2 separate regions of the Mus musculus genome follow, and region 1 is linked to region 2. A link is a loop called in an ENCODE intact Hi-C map of the cell type or tissue named here. Cell type or tissue: heart. All regions are shown on one strand. Region 1 overlaps Ltbp1 (latent transforming growth factor beta binding protein 1). Region 2 overlaps Ltbp1 (latent transforming growth factor beta binding protein 1).

Region 1 (2,500 bases), 280 kb after region 2:
ATAGGTACTAACTTGGGGTTATCGATAGAAAGTAGATTCTAATTGCATAGAGGGGAGGTATCTACCTAGCTCTTGTGTTGTTTAAGGCTTGTTGTAAATATAAAGGTTGTGTGTGTGTTTTATCCAGAAACTAATTGGTCAAAGCCTGGGTAGAAACCCCAGGTCAGGATTAAAAATTTCTACAACATTTGACCCCTATTTCAGTTTATATATAAAAAAAAAACTTTTTGTAAAAACAATTTGCAATGCAAGATTTGTGTTAAAATGTTCACTATAACTATACAGCAAATGGTCAGACACTGCAAGGGCCCAGCTATTCATCACAAGAAATAATGTTAGCCCTCTCCTACACATGTGATTTACCAGATGGGAACTGATTTTACTTAGTTAAAACCCAAATGCTGGGTAACAAAATACTGTAGAACCATGTTCTAAAATATGTAAATATCTGTGAAGTAGGTATGATTGGCAGGAAATCCTTCCTGGGAAAGAACAGGATAAGGGGCTCAGGAAGAGTTACATAGTATTGCCTAGAAAGATATGACCAACATTTCTAGGTCTCACATAGGAAGGAGATATAAGAGCACAGTGTTTGTGCTATCCTTATACACTATGTACCTGCTTATAGGTAGCATATGTTTGAACAAGAAAAAACTAAAATACAGAGCCATGATATTAAAAAAAAGCCAAGCACATATACAAAACAAATGAATGCAAAATATACCCTGTGTGAACTCTGGTCTAACAAAAGGTCTAGGAGAAGCTAGCACAGAGCTGATGCTGACCCCTCAGGGACTCCTAAATGCTTACAGTGATCAGGGCTTGGGTTTCTAAATCATTTTCCATTCTTTATAACACATTAAATAATCTAAAGTGTGACACTTAATATAGAAAAGTGCAAATGAGTGGACTAGAGAGGGATTTGGTGTCTGCCTCTTCTTGGTTCTCCTCTCCAAAAGTAAATTCTTTTCTAGACTTAAAATTCAAACCCTAGGGTGTGGGGTGTGGATCAGTGACTGAGTAGTGCGTGCAGAGCCCCCAGCTCAGCTCCATTCATTCATATTCTGAATATGCACATGGCAGAGCTCAAGGAAGCCCTTTTGGCATTCTGGTCTGGGTGTGTATTTTACCGCTCTGTTTTCAAATACTTTCCTAGAACCCACTTCAGATATACCAGATACACTTCTTTCTCACCTCCACAGCGAGGCACTTAGCTAGTTAGACATGTGCAAATAATATATATATACACATATATATCCATATCAACACATACACGCAAAATTCATTATTAAATGAAATGACACAACCAAATCCATATAAATCGCATGGGGCCTGCATTAAACTCATTTGTTTCTAATTTCTTTTCTCCATTAGGAACATGTTGCTAAAATCACAAGAGAATAAAGCATTGCTCATATGAATTAATTCCTAGCATCTGCAACAGGGGAATTGAAGGTCGGCAGTGGTATCCAAAGAAAGGCAATTACCCGCAGTGAGGAAAGGAGGTGGTTCAAGGCTGCGCTGCCAAGAAATGACAGATTCTAGTGGACTCAAACCACCCTCTTCGAATTTTGGCATCCTACAGTATAAAAAAAATAATAAGACAGGGGAACACCGAAAAGCCAAGCTTGCCACCTGCTGCCCGACAGCGAAATCTTACTTAAGCAAATCGCACCCATCCACGCTTTCTAAGGCAGCCCCTTTGTACGCTGACTGTTGTGGGTGTTCACACACTGTGTGTATATCCAGCAGTTCTCGCTACTTTTTTTCTTTTTTCTTTTTAAAGAAAGGGTCAAATCTAACTTCTCTTTTTACCAGATAGATACTATTTCCAGTTCTATACATAATCCTCTAAAACCAGAGTGGCTCAAAAAAGAAAGGAGGAGGAGGGAGAAGAGAAGAAGGGGGAGGGGAAGGAGGAGGTAGGGGGAGGAGGGGGAGAAGGGAAAGGAGGAAGAGGAGGAAGAGGAGGAGGAGGAGGAGGAGGAGGAGGAGGAGGAGGAGGAGGAGGAGGAAGGAAAGAAAATAAAATGAAAAAAAAAAGCTTCCAAACTGTTACCCACACTGTGTGTATAATGAATTGAGCGAGCTGCAGTTGTGTTTATTACAGTACCCAGATCAGGGAGGAATGTCTTTGAAAATGTGCCAGCATTGTCCTACGCCCCCATGGCCTGTCATCATTCCAACATGATATAGAATACTAAATCCATTCTGGGATTCATGCAGACGTTAACATCCCAACATTAAAGCACAACGGCATTAAGCAGGTTCATAAATAGTTTATTTTAAATGCATTCACATAATGAAACTCTCAGTAGCAGTTCAGCTGACCCAAAAGGGGAAGAAGAAAAAAACCTCTCAATAATTCCACCATTGTGCTAAGTATTAGCTTTCCACAGTGAAACTTCCAACAATCTTAGCTGCACTAACTCTCACCAGTGTTTTCAAAGGCTCTTGGTAGATCCAGGACTCATCTCTAATTTCACTGATTCTAAGACAT
Region 2 (2,500 bases):
GGGGCTGGAGAGAGCACGATTGCCTCGTGTCTTGGCTCTTGATTCTCCAATAACTGCCTGAGTCAATCTTGGATTTTCTCTACCCAGTGACCTCGGGTGGCCTAAAATGATGATTCTACAGACTGCAGATGTAAGAGGGCCAGTGTATGAACGCTTTCTTCAGAGTGAAGTTCTCCTTCCTGCCCCTGGGTACTATGGATGTGGACTGTGTTTAAAAGAGCTGTGGACTGGGGAAAACCTTGGGATTTCAGTTTGAAAGGTATTTGCTCTAAGAATTAGGACCTTAGGTTGAAAGAGAGTTAAATTAATTTGAATAAGTGAGTGAACAGTATTTAAATATACAAAGAAATTCAAATTACTTATATGTTCTTGAGATAGGGCATCTAGACCAGGCTGCCTTGCACTCGCTATGGAGGACGAGGATTATTTTGAACGCCCTCAGCCTCCTGCCTTTACACCCCTAGTGTTCAGGTCACAGCAGTGCAACTCCATGCTGGGTTTATGTGGTGCTAGGAATCCAACCCAGGGCCTTTCGTTTGGCAGACATGTTCTCTACCAACTGAGCCTCATCCTCAGCCGCTGTATTTAAGCTTGACCTCTCTGATATTAATAAGGCTGTTTAAATATTAAAAATTTTAAGAGCTGTGGGCTATCTTATCAGCTACAGAACTTTCGAGACATCAAGCGGACAATTTATAAGGGAAGGCTTAACAATTTATGACAATGTTAGGACTTATGTACAGCAGGACATATAATGTCTTCCTTGAGACAGAAACAAGAAGAAAGAATAAATGCATTTTCTAGGAGGTTGTTTTAGGGTGAAATGCTGTATATATTCAAGTTAACCGCTTAGAGTCTAGGTTTTACATTTTGTAGATCTAATACATCGAGTGTTCGCTTCAAAAGCTGTCATTAGCTGGCCCTCTACAGGCATGAAGCCTCCCTCGTAGCTCACACGGTGCACTGGTAGAGAAGCCCGCAGGGCACAAGGGAAGCTTCTTTGTCAGCATGCAGAGCTATTGGGGCCATACCCGTTCCTAAATGCTCTGGCACCCTTAAGAGCTCTTCCTAAACTCCCTTGAATGCCCACCTTGAATACTGGTTTGGATGCTTGCCTCCCTTCAAAGAGATGCTGGCACTGTATAACAAGGTAACCATGTAGAACCGGAATGAACTCAACTTATTTTCTAGAAGGGGATTTAATAATAATCACTTAACATAGGGGTATTTACTGTCCTACAACCCAGGCAGTAGCACAGCTAGCACCTGATCGCCACCTTGAGGCAGGTGTTGGTACTGCCATTCTACGCTGGAAGAACCAGGCTAACAGATGTATAGACATAATTCTTTATTGAATGTTGTTTTACAACCACCCCATTGTAAAAAGAAAGCTTTTTTTTTTTTTGCTTTATGGGAGGGGTGATGTTTCATTTTCTAAATAAATACAACAATCTCTCAGTGAGGAACAGTAAAAATTGCAGGCCAGCCATTCCACACAGCATATAATTTCCCTGGACACCAACATTCAACCCCACAGAAGTGAACCCTGCCTTCATGGAATACTTCCAACTCAGCTTAGAAGGCTTGCATGAGCTTCTAGCTTAGCCATCCTCCATTCTACCTGGATCGCAGTTACTTTTCGGGAATCACAGTGTACAGAACATGTGGCCAAAAGGCTGCATGCGCTCACACTAAGACAGGATTAAATTGTCATTAGTTCACAGAGAGCTCTTAATTTTAGATACAGGAGATTTGAAAGCATGTGCCTAGTGCAGCGGGGAGAACCAGTCGTCGAACCAGAGTGGGATCCTGGGTCTCCTAAGAAAACGCGGTGGCCCTCTGCTGTGCTTCCCAAATGGGATGTTCCCGAGTTATTATTAACATTCTCTGGAAAGACATTTCTTGGAAAAGCCCTTACGCCATCAACGCTGAAAGGGTTTTTACAACTATTGCCCAGTTACAATATTTTTTCAAGTGTCGCCTGCAAGTCAAATGTCTGTCTTCCTTCTCACCTCAGGACTGTTACACAACAGCTCACACTGGGATCTTTGAGAACGTGGGAGAGCCAGGCCATGCGAGGATGTGGAAGTCACGGGCTCAGTCATCTCTAAGGCAGAGTCTAAATTCTTTTACTTGGGTAAAACCATATAAAAAGGTGGTGCTAGATTAGATTTACAGCATTTTGACACAGGGAAAGTATCATGCGTATATTTAGGAGACAGATTTAGGAATAAAACACCCTAGTTCACAATTCTGTCTTTCCAAACATAAATTGTGAACACGTCACAAACTTTTTGGCCTACTATAGAGAGTATGTTTGGTAAATAACAAAATGAAGGAAGAAATGTATAGTTTTAAATACATTTAAATTTAAATATAAAGTTTAGATTGAAGTTGAAAGTGAAAACAGGAGAATGATATACAATTTAGATTTGCATCTCAGGAAATGGATCTCTCTTCTTGTCAACCCGAGAAGCACATAACTTACTGGCCATAACAC

Evidence for each region. Peaks named below come from ENCODE experiments on the same cell type or tissue, not always from the same donor. Only the 100,000 strongest peaks of a DNase experiment are listed, where the experiment ranks them.
Region 1: it touches region 2 in a loop (2.6-fold over the local background); 9 of 42 quality-filtered maps call a loop at or near these places.

What each region holds. Positions count from the first base shown.
Region 1 is chr17:75,088,058-75,090,557 of GRCm38, reverse strand. All of the region lies in intron 3 of Ltbp1 (latent transforming growth factor beta binding protein 1), which reads right to left. Among named protein-coding and RNA genes, the nearest start is that of Ltbp1, 84 kb to the right of the region's middle. In heart, a CTCF peak has its summit at 1,643 (motif pointing left); a DNase peak (open chromatin) is centred at 1,557.
Region 2 is chr17:75,371,338-75,373,837 of GRCm38, reverse strand. The region is part of intron 31 of Ltbp1 (latent transforming growth factor beta binding protein 1); the gene reads right to left. Among named protein-coding and RNA genes, the nearest start is that of Rasgrp3, 63 kb to the left of the region's middle. In heart, a CTCF peak has its summit at 1,280 (motif pointing left); no DNase peak of the experiment used is centred here.